Regions from separate parts of the Homo sapiens genome. Here regions 2 and 3 are each linked to region 1. Evidence: chromatin loops called from intact Hi-C (ENCODE). Cell type or tissue: ascending aorta. All regions are shown on one strand. Each heading gives the region's core, and the rest is flanking DNA. Links, peaks and the distances in the headings are about the cores only. Region 1 has its middle 7.7 kb from the start of TRIM69. Region 2 holds the start of SQOR (sulfide quinone oxidoreductase). Region 3 holds the start of AFG2B (AAA ATPase AFG2B).

What was found. Hi-C counts contacts between places; a loop is a spot of excess contacts. Peaks named below come from ENCODE experiments on the same cell type or tissue, not always from the same donor. Only the 100,000 strongest peaks of a DNase experiment are listed, where the experiment ranks them.
Region 2: it touches region 1 in a loop (4-fold over the local background); 2 of 110 quality-filtered maps call a loop at or near these places.
Region 3: it touches region 1 in a loop (5-fold over the local background); 2 of 110 quality-filtered maps call a loop at or near these places.

The regions. Positions count from the first base shown.
Region 1 is chr15:44,725,885-44,731,682 of GRCh38, forward strand. It overlaps the pseudogene RNF4BP. Among named protein-coding and RNA genes, the nearest start is that of TRIM69, 7.7 kb to the right of the region's middle. RefSeq lists enhancers at 707-1,001, 2,025-3,012, 3,013-3,998. In ascending aorta, for the core only: no CTCF peak of the experiment used is centred there; DNase peaks (open chromatin) are centred at 907, 3,077 and 3,567; H3K4me3 peaks cover 3,612 bases; H3K27ac peaks cover 4,235 bases.
Region 2 is chr15:45,632,680-45,638,477 of GRCh38, forward strand. SQOR (sulfide quinone oxidoreductase) reads left to right here and starts at 2,350. Exons shown (of 10, transcript NM_021199.4): 1 at 2,350-2,429. RefSeq lists enhancers at 1,494-2,489, 2,952-3,041, 3,072-3,121, 4,951-5,030, 5,061-5,120 and a silencer at 2,302-2,471. In ascending aorta, for the core only: a CTCF peak has its summit at 2,860; DNase peaks (open chromatin) are centred at 2,222, 2,722 and 5,012; H3K4me3 peaks cover 3,850 bases; H3K27ac peaks cover 3,431 bases.
Region 3 is chr15:45,396,897-45,402,694 of GRCh38, forward strand. It overlaps AFG2B (AAA ATPase AFG2B), which reads left to right and starts at 5,440. Exons shown (of 8, transcript NM_024063.3): 1 at 5,440-5,798. The coding sequence starts at 5,534. It also overlaps a transcript of GATM not described here. RefSeq lists enhancers at 4,893-4,942, 4,953-5,022, 5,413-5,572 and a silencer at 5,653-5,732. In ascending aorta, for the core only: a CTCF peak has its summit at 2,920 (motif pointing left); no DNase peak of the experiment used is centred there; H3K4me3 peaks cover 890 bases; H3K27ac peaks cover 569 bases.

The DNA.
Region 1 (5,798 bases), core at 606-5,605:
AGGTGCCTGCCACCACGCCAGGTTAATTTTTTGTATTTTTAGTAGAGACAGGGTTTCACCGTGTTAGCCAGGATGGTCTCGATCTCCTGACCTCATGATCCACCCATCTTGGCCTCCCAAAGTGCTGGGATTACAGGCATGAACCACTGCGCCCGGCCGCATCGCTAGTTTTTAAAAACTTTTTGTAGAGACAGATTCTTACTATGTTGCCAAGGCTGGTCTCAAACTCCTGGCCTCAAGAGATCCTCCAGTCTTCGGCCTCCCAAAAAGATGGGATTACAGGCATGAGCCACCTCACCTGGCCTCTTTTTTTTGTATATTACCTGATCTCAGGTATTCTGCTATAGCAACAGAAAGACGAAGACAGAATCCTTAGCTGTCTGCAAGTGTGCATGCCATTTTCATCATCTGAAGAGTCAGCGAGTGTCTTAGGTGGAGTCTTGCAAAAGCAGGCCCTGAGCCAAAGATTTGGATGCAAATGACTTGTTAAGAAAGGGCTCTTCGAGACCGTGCCATTGCACTCCAGCCCGGGCAAGAAGAGTGAAACTCTGTTTCAAAAAAAAAAAAGTGGGGGGCTCCTAGGAAAAGAACAGTAAAGGAGTGGGGGATGAAGGACAGGGAATGGGAAGAAGCCAAGCGAGAGCATGATTTCCGAAGTCCTACACTCAGCCTGATCACACGGGAAGCTTTAGAACAAAGAACACACCTCAGAGTTTTTCCTGCCTCAACACAAAGGAGCTGGGCTTTGGTGCTCTTCATCAGCCTGTCTTTGGCTATCCAGGGTTGTGGAACGAGGTGAAACATAAAACTCCGAGGTACTTCCGGCTCCCTCCAGTGTCTGAGGGTAATCTGCAGGACTGAGGGTAATTGCAGATGCTAGCTGTTAGCAGCAAACTATGCAAAAGCTGAGGACTGGCTTATAAAGCCAGATCTGGGTGAGTCATGTTTCCTGTCAACATCCTCTGCTGGGCCCATAACACATGCAACCCCAAACTTCCATTACAAGTTCAAAGTTTCTAAGGGGATAGCATTACAGTGTGTATGATATTGGACTCAGACCTGAGTTTGAATCCTAATTCCACAAAAGAAATTGGAAAAGAGTCATATTGCTGACTTGACCCTTTGTCACCATATCCATAAAATGGGATAATTATTCCTATATCATAAATTTACTTATTTATTCACTTAGTCATTTGTTAAATAAATATGGAGTGTCTACTTTGTGCCGGGCACTCTTTTTAGGGTGGTTCTGAGAAGGGGATGGCAATGAGAAGGGCTCTCTAAGATGCAAGACTCCAGGCAACTGCTTTTACTTCCAGTGGTTCTTTATTTTCACAGCTCATTAGAGCAAATTACCACAGCAGGGAGATACAGGTTGAGTATCCCTTATCCGAAAAGCCTGGCACCAGAAGTGTTTTAAATTTTGGATTTTTTTTTGATTTTTGGAATATTTGTTAATTATCAGTTGAGCATCTCTAATGTGAAAATCTAAAATCCAAAATGCCCCAGTGACCCTTTCCTTTGAGCATCATGTTGGTGCTCAAAAAGTTTGAGATGTTGGAGCATTTAGGATTTCAGATTTTTGGATTAAGGATACTCATTTTGTACAATGGAAAACTTCTTGGCACTAATCTGATGAAAGAAGAAACTACGGGAGAATCCCTTTCCCTAAAAGGCTTTCAGTAACAAGATGGCCCTGACTCATTCTGGACAGTTCCTCCAAAGGTAGGCCTACAGGTAGAACTCTTTTCTGGCAGCATAGGGGTTTTCCAGAATGAAGGTGTATTTTTTTTTTACTGAGGCCAGGAAAGGTGAAGAGAATGAAGGGTTCCTAGTGACGATGCAGCAACCAAGTCATTTATGTAATGGAGCCTTATCTGACAGATTTCTAGGATAGAAACTCAGTATCCAAGCTCAGGCTTGGCAGACTGAGGTGGGCACCGTCCCCAGGATTGCAGTGTGGATTAGAGGTTTCAACCCCAATCATATTCAACAGCTCCCTTTCCCCCAACAACCCCTTTTTATAACAATTGTTTTGTGGTGATTCTTTTACTAATATGATCATGAAAATTAAGTAATTTAGCTTGTGAATGCTCTAGCTTGGCTGCACTGCTGGTATAAAGAAGTGCCAGACACTTGCAACTGCCTAGGATCTCTGTGAACCAGCGGCATGGAAGACTGAGAGGCACGCTGGATTGATGGCTCAGATTCAAGTATGGTATTGCAGGTTCTGGTGTAATTTTCTAAAATGGCGAAAATCTCTAGGTAAAACTCCAAAAATAAAAAACCAACATACATCTTCCTTTGAGTTACCTGGTAGTTATATTCCTGGAAAATTCAGTGTATATGAGCCTGAGGTAGTAGATGGTCAATAAATACTCAAGAAATAAAAAAATAAAAAAATATAAAAATATAAAACACATTTCTTACATGTCCTTGGTGCTTGTAAGCCCAGATTATATGCAGGCTTTTTTTTGGACGGAGTCTCTGTTGCCCAGGCTGGAGTGAAGTGGCGAGATCTGGGCTCACTGCAACCTCCACCTCCTGGGTTCAAGCGATCCTCCTGCCTCAGCCTCCTGAGTAGCTGGGATTACAGGCACGCGCCACCACCCTCAGCTGATCTTTGTATTTTTAGTAGAGAAGGGGTTTCACCATGTTGGCCAGGCTGATGTAGAACTCCTGACCTCAAGTGATCCGCCCACCTCGGCCTCCCAAAGTGTTGGGATTACAGGCGTGAGTCACAGCGCCCGGCTGCTTTTTTATACATTAAGTGTGCTTGCAGAGGACTGCGACCTCTGGCCCTCGGCCTCTTAATAAATACTCCAAGTGACTTCATTGGAACAACCACTGAGAATCACTTATCTAGAGAGTGGGAAGTTGCTGATCTCATCACTGCATGGGGTGGGGTGAGGGAAGCAACCCTGCCCTTCCCCTTTCTCGGAAAGCAGCTGGCTTTGAAGAAAGAGAAACCAGGACGGGAAAGTCCTGATTTCTAATCTGAAACAGCGCTTTTTGTCCAGAGACCGGTGACGAGCGACCCTGGGCTCGGGTTTTGATTGGGCAGTTCGGAAACTGTAAAAGCGAATTAAAAGGGTGACAAGCTAGTGTTTTAGCCTATCCAGTTCCGGGAGTTTGCACGCAGACGCTCTGCTTCGTGACCTTGGCTCTGCTCTGTGGGCGCCGCCCCCAGCCTGGGCGCGTCCATCGTCGAGTACCTTCTCCTCTGCCTCCCCCTCCCTCTGCTTCTATCTCTCTCCAATTGCCCTCCCTGGCCTGCGGCCGCCCGGTCCTCCTTCCCAGCCCAGTGCAGCCAGGCACCCGGGTTCGGCTTGCTCAGGTCTCTGTCCGGGACTGGGAAGCCACGGAGGGCCGGGAAAGTGGCACACTCCTGGAGCTCAAGCTTCCTACTCTCTCATCGCTGAATAACTACCGGGCAGGACTGGGTGGAACAGACAGCATATTTAGGTCATTGATGGGCTGCTGGGTGGATGGAGCTGGAAAGTGATGGGCACTGCTTTCTGGGGCTGCCCAGGTTCCTTCCGAGGGCTCGCTTTTCCTGGGCAGAGCGGGAAAGAGGAGGGGCAGGCCGGTCGCGAAACGCAAATAGTCGAGAATAGCGATCCGGGGAGAAGCAGGTGTCTGTGGGGCCCAAGAGAAGTACCATCTCGGTAAGTAGGCCGGTGCATGCAGGGGAGCGCAGAGCCCTAAGCCCTTCTCTGGGGTCCGCCCGTTTTCCTGCTGGGCTTCTCATTTCCTCACTAGGTTCTACGGTTTGCCGATCTAAATCCAGTTCGTGTCCTATTGTATTGTGTAACATTTTTGGCAGCTTACATCTTTGTTTATTGAGATATAGTTCACAAACCATACAATTAACATATTTAAGTGTACATTTCAGTGGGTTTTAGTATATTCACAGGGTTGTGTAACCACCTCAATTTTAGGACATTTTCGTCACTCCCAAAAGAAATTTTGTACCAGTTCGGTGTCACTCCCATTTCTCCCAAACCCCTAGTCCTAGGAAACCACCAATCTTTCTGTCTCTATGGGTTTGCCTATTAGTATTTCATAGAAACAGAAACATATAATATGTGGTCTTTTGTAACTGGCTTCTGTTTTCAAAGGTCGTCATATTGTAGCAAGGATCAGTTCTTCATTCCTATTTATTGATGAATATTACTCTACTGTATAGATATACTAAGTTTTGTTTATCCATCTATAGTTAATGGGCATTTGGATTGTTTCCACTCTTCGGCTACTGAGAATAAAATGTGGTTATCAATATTCATGTATAAATTTTTGGTGTGGACATAGATTTTCAATTCTCTTGAGTATATATGCAGGAGTGGAATTGCTGGGTGATATGGTAACTCTATGTTTAATCTTTTAAGGAACTACTAGGCTGTTCTCCAAAGCTGAATGTACCATTGTGTATGAGAGTTCCAATTTTTCTACATCCTCACCAATACTTTTAATCTTTTTTTATTATAACCATTCTAGTGGATACGAAATGGTATCTCTTTATGGTTTTGATTTGTATTTCCCTAATGACTATGCATTATTTTAAAATTATAAGCTAATTAATTTTTACAAAGATTTACATGCTGTGATTTTGACAACTTAACTTCTAGGTCACATGCTCAAAAGTCACAGAGCCTAGACCCAAACCAAGCCTTTCTATGGCTAATGCTCGAACTCCATCCTCTCTTTCCTAGAAGGCAATCTGGGATAAATTTTTCAGAACTCCATTTGTTGCCTCTGTTAGAAAGAAAACACTGGGCAAGATGAACCTGCAAGTAGAGTAAATGGTTTATTTCTTATTTGCTTTTAGGAGTATGTAAGGAGATTTTTTGGTCTCCCGTTTTTACTTTATAAAAAATGAGTGAGTGGGCCAAGCGCTGTGGCTCATGCCTGTGATCCCAGCACTTTGGGAGACCGAGGCAGGCAGATCACCTGAGGTCAGGAGTTTGATATCAGCCTGACCAACATGGCAAAACCCCATCTCTGCTAAAAATACAAAAATTAGCCGGGTGTAGTGCCATGCACCTGTAATTCCAGCTATATGGGAGGCTGAGGCATGAACATTGCTTGAACCCCGGGGAGACGGAGGTTGCAGTGAGCCAAGATTGCACCACTGCACTCCAGCCTGGGTGACAGAGTGAGGCTCTTTCTCAAAAAAAAAAAAAAGGAAAGAGAAAGCTCTTAATTGAAGTAGTAACCCTTTCTTGGGTGTTCAATGATATTGTGCTTCTCTTCATGTAAGTGCCCCTTAGATTCCTCCTCCTCACTACCATCAGGTCATAGAATAGGGAGGGGCACTCAGTTTCAACAGCAGTGGCCTCCAAATTTTGTTCAAATGCATAACTATAAAAAGTTTTTTGTATACATTCTCTATATATAGCTATACATTTTATACATACACTACTATCAGTCTTGATTTAGACATTACTAAAGCTTAATTTTTCTCTCATTTTTTTTCAGTTAAAAATTCAGATTGAACTATCTTACAAATGGCTCCCAGAAGATCCACTCCCTGTGGGAACACAGCAGTTGTGGAAGTGAAGACAGGACTGGACCCAGAATAAGGGTTCAAATATGTGGGGAAATCTGACCTCTAAATTCTTATAAGTCAGAGAGTGACTGAACAACAGCAGTGAGACATCGAAGAGTTTTAATATCTGCTGTAAACCTTGGCACAGATCATTTACTTCTCTAAGACTGAATCCAAAAAGCACAATGGAATACTATAATAAGCTGAGACAGCATGGTGAATTCCAGACAAGCCTGAGCATTCCCTATAG
Region 2 (5,798 bases), core at 437-5,436, 910 kb after region 1:
GTGAAGCATTTTGGAAATATAGGAGGGGACTTTTTATTTGTCATAAATTTGGGAGAGAGTCTATTGGCATTTAGAGAGTGGGAACCAAGGAAGCCAACCTCCCTTGCTATGTGAACAGGGCCATATAACAATGAACTGTCCTGGCCAGTCATGGTGGCCCACTCCTCTAATCCCAGTACCTTGAGAGGCTGAGGCGGGAGGATGGCTTGAGCCCAGGAGTTCAAGACCAGCCTAGGCAATGTAGTGAGATCTCCATCTCTACAAAAAAAAAAAATAAATAAATTTAGAAAAAAATTAGTTGGGCATGGTGGCACATGCCTGTGGTCTCAGTTATTTGGGAGGCTGAGGTAGGAGGACTGTTTAAGCTCCAGAGGTCAAGGCTGCAGGAAGCTGTTATCGCACCATTGCACTCAAACCTGGGTAGCAGAGTGAGACCCTGTCTCAATTAAAAAAAAAAAAACCCAAAAAACCAAAAACCCAATTAACTGTCCAGAGTCCTGCACAATTTCTGGTGTCCTGTGCCTTGCACCAACATTCAAGTATGCAAAAAACCATTTTTTTGGTAAAGTTATTTAGGTTCTAGTTCAGATAATTATAAACATTAAGCATTTTGCATGGTTTTCATACTAAAATTTCCAGGAATGTTTCTATTGGAATAAAGGAAGAAAAGAGTATACTTTGTTTTGTTCAGAGCTTCTTTACCAGAGTTATTTGCCATTTCAAAAAATCATGTTGGCTGGGTGCGATGGCTCACGCCTGTAATCCCAGCACTTTGGGAGGCCAAGGTGGGTGGATCACTTGGTCAGGAGTTCAAGACCAGCCTGGCCAACATGGTGAAACCCTGTCTCTACTAAAAATACAAAAATTAGCCATGGGTGGTGGTGGATGCCTGTAGTCCCAGCTACTCGGGAGGCTGAGGCAGGAGAATCACTTGAATCCGGGAGGTGGACGTTGTAGTGAGCTGAGATCACACCACTGCACTCCAGCCTGGGAGACGGAGTGAGACTTCGCCTCAAAAAAAAAAAAAAAAAAAAGAAGAAGAAGAAAATCATGTCACAGAAGCAATGCTGCAGATGGAATTGAGTTACCAATAAAAGTCTACAGTCTGCGTTTGTATTGTATTGTTCATGATGATTTTGCCATAGATACAGTCAGTCTCTTTGATTAAAGATAGAAAGTATCAGTTGAAAACATTTAAAAAAATAATATTCAAGGCTGGGCATGGTGGCTCACGCCTGTAATCCCAGCACTTTGGGAGGCCCAGGAGGGCAGATCGCTTGAGGCCAGGAGTTTGAGACCAGCTTGGCCAACATGGTGAAACCTCATCTCTACTGAAACATACAAAAATTAGCCGGGCATGGTGGCACACACCTGTAGTCCCAGCTACTCAGGAGGCTGAGACACCAGAATTGGTTGAACCCATGAGGCAGATGTTGCAGTGAGCCGAGATTGCTCTACTCACTGCGCTCCAGCCTGGGCAACACAGTGAGACTCTGTTTCAAAAAACAACAACAACAACTATATATATATATATATATATATATATTCAAAATTCATAAAACCAAATAAGTGTAAAAGAAACTCAAACTTTCAAGGGTTTATTTTTGTTTGTTTTTTTGAAAGCTTCTAGCACTTGCACTTCTCAGGTTATGAGACTTTTGGGACACCCTGTATTTATTGTAAAAAGGGTTACTGAATCTGATATGGTGGAGAACCACTCACTGAGACTTTACATCAACCTGGAAAGAGCCGCCAACTGAAAATGTCCAGTCATGAATATGGGATGGGACACTGTGGAGGCCAGTGGCTGGAAGCCAGCTTACCCCTGCCTGCGCGTTTTGAAGGAAGGGCTCCAGCGCACACCAAAGCTGAACCTCGGTCACCTTCTCTGTGAAATGAGCGCGGGAATACCTGTGTTTCTGGGCAGCTGTGTGAACCCGGTGAGAAGCCCAGGGCACATAGGAGGACCCAGTGGGAACAGCCAGAGCCTCTCTGCACAGCGCCCCGCCTCCGCTTTTGCCTGCCCTGATTACAAAACGCTGTTGGCACCCAGGGGCGGAAGCGTCAGGTGGCCTCGGTGTCCTCCGCCTGTGCGCCCCAGCCTGCGGGGCCGCCCTTCAGGGCGCGCAAGGGGCGAGTCTGTCCAGCCGGCAGCACCCCAGGCCGGATGGACGCTTGTTCCTGGTTCTGTGCCCCGTGAGCGCTCAACGCCCTGGTGTGTTCACTGACCATGGTGCCTGGGCTGCGGCGCCGGGCGGGGCACGGCGGGACTTTTCGGGACCTTTCCTGGGGGGAGCCTCGCTTTCCCCGCCTCCAGCCTCCGCCCGGATGGCAGGCGGGCGGGGCCCCAGTCCAGGCCTTGAGACCCAGAAGGGAGCGAAGGTTTTTGCTGCGCCAACGCAGTGACCGAAGGCTCCGCTCACGCCCGGGTAAGAGGCATCCGCGGCCGATCTTTGGCCCTGGGCCAGCGGAGGGAGACTGGGCGGGGACAGCGACCACCACTGAGGCTGTTTGTTAGCTTAACTCGGTTTCCGCAGCTGGGACTCCGCAGACCCGGTGCGCCGCGCCCCAAACTTTGCTTCCTCAACTCCGGACACCTGCAGCTCTTGCTGCCCTTGTCTGGAACCCGGGTCTTGGGACTCTTGCTTCCTTCTCAGAGTGTCAGAGCCTCAGGGCCGCGGAGAGGCCAACCCGCGAGGGGTGCTTAAAAACCGAAGTATCCGTGGTCTTGGTGTGTGGACGTTTCTGGCGCCTTCCACCTGTTGACTGTCACTCGGCACCGTCCTGGAGCGGGAGTGGGTGCTCGGCGTCCGGGGGCCAGGGATTGACACAGTCATCCACCGACACTGCGCGTGGGACAGAGGGGGCGCTCGAGGGGTCGGCTGCAGCTGAAACCTGAAGGGGAGAGGATTTAGGGCACCTGCTGAACAGGAATTGGTGGAAAGGGAGAAGGGGTCTTCTGGTGGAATCTGGGCTCATTTCCTTTCCTCTTCATCTGTCTCTTTTATTTATCAAAATTCCAACCTGGCTTTTTGCTCAAAGACGCTGAACAGAGCCCCTGGCTTTGCCTGCGCTGCCCATTGCTATAATGCAGGGCTCTGTTCCATTTTTGTGCTGTGCACCCCTTTGGCATTTCTGGGAAGGCTAAAGACTCTCAGAACAATACTTTTTTTTGAGACAGAGTCTTGCTCTGTCGCCCAAGCTGGAGTGCAGTGGCGCGATCTCGGCTCACTGCCACCTCCACCTCCCGGGTTCAAGCGATTCTCCTGCCTCAGCCTGCCGAGTAACTGGGATTACAGGCGCAGCACACCTGGCTAATTTTAGTATTTGTAGTAGAGGCGGGTTTCACCATGTTGCCCAGCTGGTCTCGAACTCCTGGCCTCAAATGATCCGCACACTTCGGCCTTCCAAAGTGCTGGGATTACACGAGTGAGCCACCGCGCTGGACCAGAACAATGCTTTTTTAAAGGTATAAAACAAAAGGAAGAGTATTATAAAGGAAACCAATTGCAAAACACATGTCAAAACATTAAAAGAATTTATGATATGGTAATATATATGTCTTTAAAAAACGAATGCGTTATTTAATAACAAGGTTATTAAATAACAAGATCTAGCAGTGGATTAAATAGTTACCATAATTTTGAAGTAGTAAAGAACATAAACAATTATTTCAAGATATAGGTAATACTTGTAATATAAGAAAATATCTGTAATTTCTTTCTTCTTTTTTTTTTTTTTTTGAGACGGAGTCTCACTCTGTCACCAGGCTGGAGTGCAGTGGCGCGATCTCGGTTCAATGCAACCTCCGCCTGCTGGGTTCAAGTGATTCTCCTGCCTCAGCCTCCCGAGTAGATGGGACTACAGGTGTGTGCCACCACACCCAGCTAATTTTTGTATTTTTAGTAGAGACAGGATTTCACCATATTGTCCAGGATGGTCTCGATCTCTTGACCTTGTGATACGCCCACCTTGGACTCCCAAAGTTCTGGGATTACAGGCATGAGCCACTGCGCACGGCCAATATCTGTGATTTCTATTGGTGACAAAGTCTTAGTATTGCCAATACTGCTGTGGTTTGTTGGCTACATACATAATTGAAGTAAATGTTAAATTTCAGTTAGATACTAGAGAAATAAAAGATGTAAATATTAAATATCCGTAAAAATAAAGATGTAAAATACTTTTCCATCTAAGTTTTTGGGTCCAGGTTAAGATCCTCTGATAGTAGAAAGGGCACTGACCCAATGACTTGGCTTCTGGGCTTGACACTTCCATTGACATTTCCAAGGCCCATTGTAACCTTGGCTTTTTTTTTTTTTTGAGACATGGTCTTGCTGTGTCGCCTAAGCTGGAGTACAGTGAGGTGATCTCTGCTCACTGCAACCTCCTCGCAGGTTCGAGTGATTCGCCTGCCTCAGCATCCCTAGTAGCTGGGATTACACCAGCCACCCACCACCACACCTGGCTAATTTTTGTATTTTTTGGTAGAGACAGGGTTTCACCATATTGGCTAGGCTGGTCTTGAACTGCTGACCTCAAGTGATCTGCCCTTGTCTGCTTCCCAAAGCAACCACCACACCCAGCTTAACTTTGGCTTTTGAATTTCTTTTCGCCTCAGCTTCTTCATTGTACAGTGGAGATAATAACACCTTCCCAAGTATTTAAGGCACCCAGCACTGCACTTAGTGTAGAGGGCTGAAGTAGATACCATTTATCAGAACTTATTTGTATCCCTCCCAAGCTTATGGCCTTATATCCCCAAGCCTGGGGAGGTACTCATTATTTATTGAATGAATAAGTGGGTCAGAAAGGGTTGCTTGTGACTAAGTCCAAAAAACAAAATTCATTAAGGAGACAGCTGGTGGTTTGGGAAATGACTTTGTTTAAATTTGGGGCTTTTTTTCTGGCTGGAAAAATATATAAACACATTTGGAACGGGGGTGTTTGAAATGTCAGTCAGGGCCCAGGGTCTGTGTGTGCGTGTCTGTGTGGCTGGTGTTCTGCCAGTGAAAATGAAACTGAATGTTGAAAGGAAACCGGATTCCTTTGCAGAACAGTTTCTCCTCCATGTTGCCTGTGTCTAGCTTTGTTAATCCGATGTGTTGTAACACAGGAAATGTCTTATAAAGAATGGAGACGGACCCATGACAAGGCATTTCTGGGCATAGATGTACTTTTTTCTTCTCCTTTCACGTTTCCCTGCTCCACTATCTACTATATAACTCCTCTTTGACTCTGAAGACTTGGTAAATAGGAGCAGTTTGGATAGCTTATGGAAAGCTGCCCAGACCTGGCTGGAAGCCAACTAGTTGCTTCTTAATCCCAGCCTTAAAAATCTTTGTAATCCCCAGATGTAGGTGGTAATAATAATAAAGAAAAGTAGATCTAGCCAACCATCCCTGTGATTTACATTGAGAAAGTGCTAAATTGGGACAGGAGGTAGAGAACTTTGTGGAAAAAAACAAAACAGAACAAAAAAACCCTCGGAAATTTAGAACACACTGGGACTATCTATGTCTGTAACTTTGGGAAGGGCAAATACTGGTGTTATGGACTCACCAAATTCATATATTGAAACCCTAGCCCCCAGGATCTTAGAATGTGACTGTATTAGGAGATAGTGCCTTAGTTAGAAGTGGTGGTGAGCACCTGTAGCCCCAGCTACTTGGGAGGCTGAGGTGGGAGAACTGCTTGAGCTCAGAAGTTCGAGGCTAGCCTGAGCAACATAGCAAGACCTTGTCTCAATAAAAGAATAATTAGCCAGGCACGGTGGCTCACGCCTGTAATCCCAGCAC
Region 3 (5,798 bases), core at 326-5,325, 670 kb after region 1:
TAAGTATGGTAAAGATAATACTGACCTTCTGTTAATTTCTTAAACACAAAAAGCATATTCCAATCTCAGGGCATTGGCACAGGCTTTTCCCTCTTCCCTTTCCTCTTCCAATTCTTCTGCTTGGTTTCTACTTATCCTTCACGTCTCAGCTGGAATGTCACTTCCTCAGAGACCTTCTCTCCTTTCCTGTTGTGAAGTAAGAAATATATATATGGTCTCTGCCTCTAGTCTCTGGCCTAGAGCTCCCAACACCCTTGTAATTTCCTGAGTTACAGGGGTGCTAGGAGAATCTTTGGTTCTAATGTTTGGTCTTCACTCTCGTTCCTGACATGGAGCTCTTAAATCCCGTGGACTTTCCTGAGTGATAGGAGCAGTCTTTTGTTCTACCAAGGCAATTCTTGCCCGGCTCCTAGATGAGGGCTGGTCACCGGAAAGCCCAACCATGATCATAAACTTGGAGCTTTCAGCCCCTACCTCCATTCTCCAGAGAGGGACGGAGGCTGGAAATTGAGTTAATAATTGATCATGCCTACGTGATGAAGGCCCCATAAAAATCCCTTAACTATGGGGTTCAGAGAGCTTCCAGGTTGGCAAACACACATCCATGTGCCTGGAATGTGGTACATACCAACTCCATGGGGACAGAAGCTCCTGTACTCAGGACCCTTCCAGATCTCACCCTTTGTATCCCCTGGCTGTTCATCTGTATCCTTATTACATCCTTTATTAATAAGCCAGTAAATGTAAGTAATGTGTTTTCCTGAGTTCCATGAGCCATCCTAGTAAATTAATAGAACCTAAGAAGGGGGTCATGGGAAGCCCAATTTACAGACCGTCCCTGGTCAGAAGCACAAGTCACAATCTGGAACTTGTGATTGGCATCTGAAGGTGGGGGGCAGTCTTGAGGGACTGGGCCCTGAACCTGTGGAGTCTGATGCTATCTCCAGGTAGATAGTCTCAGCATTGAATTGAATTAGAGGACACCCAGGTGGTATCTGTGGGAGAATTTGCTTGATATGTGGGGAACTCCCCAACCAACACCTGGTGTCAGAAGTGCTGTGTTGAGTGGCTGAGTGGTGTATGAGAGTAGGAAAAACAATTTGTTTTGTTTTTCCTATCCTTAATACCTGTTTAAAGTAGCCCTTTTCCGTTTATTTCTTTCAAAGCAATTTTCATCACCTTTAATTATCAGATTTATTCACTTGTTTACTTCTTCAATGTTTGACTTCCCAGTAGACTATAAGCTTCATGAAGGCAAGGATTACAGTGTTTTTATTGTTGTTGTTTGCCACCAAATACTCAGCCTCTGGTATAGTAACTAGCAAGAAGTAGATGTTCAATAAATATTTGTTTTAATAAATATATAATTATTATGTTTGTTGAAAAGTGTGAACCAACATCATAGGGAAAAATTACCTTAACATTAACTTCTAAAAAATGATGAATCAAGCAATTTCCTGAAAATGTGCAAGAACAGACTTTCAGAATGATGTTCTATGAACTGTAGTCTGCAGGTCATTTGAAATCCAGCAAATATTTTCATCCTCCTTCTTCTGATTCTATAACTTATTCTATATCTAGAATTACTCTAAAGACTAATTCTAACCTGGATACAAGATAAAAAGTAAAGATGGAAGATTCTAAAGAACAATTTTAACAATGTCCCATTTAGGGGGATTTTCATTACATACTTTATGAACACAGGTTCGGCATATTAGCTATCCGTGGAAATAAGTCACTTACTACATCTACATGAGCATGTTGAGATGAAAGTGTTTGCAAATCATGCTTTTTCAAGGGTGGCTAAACAAATCTCTATTCATCTATTACAACTCATAGTCATTGCTAATGTTCAAATATATTAGGGTTGAACATAACACAAAAATGGAAATGCTGGAAAGATTAACATTATTTAATCTACAGATGACTCATGCTACTGGTTTAACCATTTTCTTTAGATTTTTTTCATATACAGGAATATATTTTTATATACATATATAATATGCTGAAGGGACAAAAATATTGCATGATCATTATCCTAAAGAAACAGATTCCAATTATTTCTTTTGAATTATAGACTTACAGTTAATTAAGAATTTTTATAGTTAATTAAAAATTAGACAGATTGTAACCTTGAATGTAACAAAGGACATAAAGAGAAACCATTTGTCACATGTACCTTTTCGGGAAAATCTCACAAAAGATTTTGTTTGGCAAAGCTATTTGAAACAATTTAAAGCTAGAAATGTTTCTAGGCTATAGCAAGATGAATTCCATCGGTTTGGATTTTGACCTACCACTAAATTTTGGATTTAGGAACAGTCTCATTTTTATACTTAACACAAAAATTAAATTTTAACTTAGAAACTGAGTTTTACACAGCTTGAGGCTTGTGAAAAATTATGTGAAAATAAGTCAGTTACTGCTAGGGTCTCAGTGTTTGTGTCCTCCACAAAATTCATTTGTTGAAATTTTAACCCTTGAGATGATGGTAGTAGGAGTCAGGGCCTTTTGGGAGGTGATTAGGTCACGAGAGTGGAGCCCTCATGAATGGGATTAGTGTGCTTATAAAAGAAACATGAGGGAGCTAGCTAGTCCCTTCCACCATGTGCAGGTACAATGAGCTGTCTCTAGACAGGGGGCCCTTACCAGTCATGGAATCTGCCAGTGCCTTGTCTTTGACTTCCCAGCCTCCAGAACTGTAAAAAATAAATTGCTGTCATTTATAAGCTACCTCGTTCGTAGTATTTTGTTACAGCAGCCTGAACAGACTAAGCCAGATAATATATAGAGACAACAGATGGCTTCATACACCTAGGTGTGAATCCTGGGAAAATTGAGTGGAAACCACAGTTGAGAACACCAACGTCCTAACAATCCTGTAGCCTTCAGGCTTAGTTGGTTCTGGACTCCCTCTAGTGGTTCAATTCTAGTGCTTTAATTGATGTTCTTCAATTCATAGAATTAACAAATTTCTGGTCAGATTAAAAACAACTAAGCAAAAGAGCCACACAACTCCCATTAGAATGGTTTACCACAAGGAGGCCAGGTGCAGTGGCTCATGCCTGTAATCTCAGCACTTTGGGAGGCTGAGGCAGGTGGATCACTTGAGGCCTGGAGTTCGAGACCAGCCTGGCCAACAGGGTAAAACCCTATCTCTACTAAAAATCCAAAAGTTAGCCAGGCGTGGTGGTAGGCACCTGTAATCCCAGCTACTTGGGAGCCTGAGGCAGGAGAATTGCTTGAACTTGGGAAACAGATGTTGCAGTGAGCTGAGATCCTGCCATTGCACTCAAGACTGGGTGACAGAGCAAGACTGTCTAAAAAATAAATAAAATTTTAAAAATAAAAAGAATGGTTTATCACAAGGAGATTATGTCATTGAATGGCATGATAAATATGGATGTTCAGATGGCTGAAATCATAGTGTTGCAAATGGTTAGACCTAAAGGGACAGAATGGATTTTACTGGATGATTGGGAAAGACATTTATAGTTTTGCTCAGAGTGAGTGGATAAGAGCTGAAGGCCCAGTAACAGAATTCCTTGTTGCTTTTGTTTGCAACCTATGGTAAAGACTGGATCTTTTAGAGAAAGAGTGAAGTGAAATAATATTTCCTGTGCATATGGATTCTATAAGGTCAGAGGGTTCTTGTTTGACCTTGTATAAAATCAACCTCTTAGACCAACCAAAAGCAACATGTAGTTTCCTTCTCATCATATTCCTAATAGCATAGTTTGTGCCTCTGTTTTAAACCAATTCAGAAAATTTTGAGGCCGATTTAACTTTATTGGCTCCCTGTTTTGGCTTTGGTTATTCCACTCCATTAAACCTTTACTTCTTGGCCATTTCTGCACTGTAAATATAAGTAAATCTACTAACTCTTTTACATGAGATCCCTTTACATATTTAAGACAGTTATCCTGTCCTCAGTAAGTCTTCTTTCCCTCTCCCAGATCCTTAAAGCTTCTTGGAGCTGAATAGAAGGAACTCGATGAGGTACAGGCTTCTGATAAAATAACTTGATAGGCATGTAATTCACACCTTTAGGGGTCGGTAAAAACGATGGCTTTTTTTTTATTTCAAAAAATGCAAAGCTGTTATTTAAAAGTCCCCAAACCAAAAAGAACTGAAGCCAATGGGATTAAGAGGAAAAAAGAAAACAGGAAGTAATGGGTGACTTATCCATTTCAAGACCTCCTCCTGCTATTTTCTGATTCCTAAATTGTTCCAGAATCGATTTAAGCAGACAAGTACAGCTGAGACCAGGTAAGTTACTGTCAAGTCAAGAAGTCTGTCATGTCTGCCATGAAGTTTGGACAGAATGAGATCAGGAACTGGCATGGGTCTTAAGATCCCAGATCTGACAGTACTTCCCATTGATAAGATATTACTACACAGTCTGTAATTGATTATTTGCATAGATAGAAAAAAAAAACTTCCCAGCAACTTAAGCACTCTAAAATATCAGTTTTGTCAACTCACAAATTTGGGTTGCAGTGAAAGTGGGGAAAATAGAGGTAGGAAGATGTAAGTCAAATAAAAACAAGGTATATCTTCTTGTCTTTGAGTATCTGTAGTTCTTTTTTAACGGCAATTAAGAGGGATAGAAAATGTATTCCAGCTGATAAAAAGGAATTCCCTGTGCGAAAGGGAAAGGCAGAAAGCAGCTGGAAAAAAAAAATAGCAGGCAGTTGTCTTAATAACGTAGATAGGTATCGCCTCTAATACAGGACTTAGTACTGTTGTGCCCCAATTAGACAGTAAGCATTGATCGCATGAACTTTAGTGATTAACTTGTTGCCAAAGAATATTCAAAAGAATATCAGAAATCAGAACAAATGTACTGTTGGTGTGCTACAAATCCATCAGGTAGCCTAGTTTTCCTTCTTTCCTCTCTACAAGGGATTTTAAGCGCTACCGTGTGCTTCCCTCCCACTATGCTGGTACTTTCCCATAGGAAGGGTTGTGCCTGGACCTCCCAGATTGGAACCCCGATTACCGAAGGTCCCAAGGCTGTATTCTCAGTTACGCCAAGTCACCTGAGACATTTGCACCAGAGCACCCAAAATTCTGTGCCCATGCGGATAGTTAGAGTTTCTTCACAAAATAGCAAAGTCTCTAGGTTGCTATTCCAACGGCGGTAGTACTGATGCTCCAGTTCGAAGGCCAGGAAAACAGAATGTAAAGCCGGTGACTTCCAAGATATATGTAACCACCAAAGTACATGCTTAATGACCTAGTGAAGTGAGCTTAAGCCGCCTCCCAGACACCTGTAACGAAGACCATCTCGGGAAAGCTCTGGGTTAGGCAACTCGATTTCACGAAAGCGGACACCAACGCTCTACCCAGAGGCCCGAGCGTCGTCTAACGTTTCCATTGGCCCTTTCGGCCTTCACTCAGCTGCTAGCAACGCAGTCTGCCCTAGCGCATGCGCGCAATCTGCTTCCGGCCTGCGAGCTCGGTGTTCCGCTTTTTGTGGGCCGGGTGGGTTTCCTAATCTGGTTTCGTCTGCCTGGTTCATCTGTGTGCGATGGCTCCGGACTCGGATCCCTTCCCTGAAGGGCCGCTCTTAAAGCTGCTACCCTTAGACGCTAGAGACCGGGGCACCCAGCGCTGCCGCCTGGGCCCGGCCGCCCTCCACGCCCTGGGCGCGCGCTTGGGCTCGGCAGTGAAGATCTCGCTACCCGACGGCGGCTCCTGCCTCTGCACTGCCTGGCCTCGGCGGGACGGAGCGGACGGCTTTGTGCAGCTGGACCCGCTGTGCGCGAGCCCCGGGGCGGCGGTCGGGGCGTCGA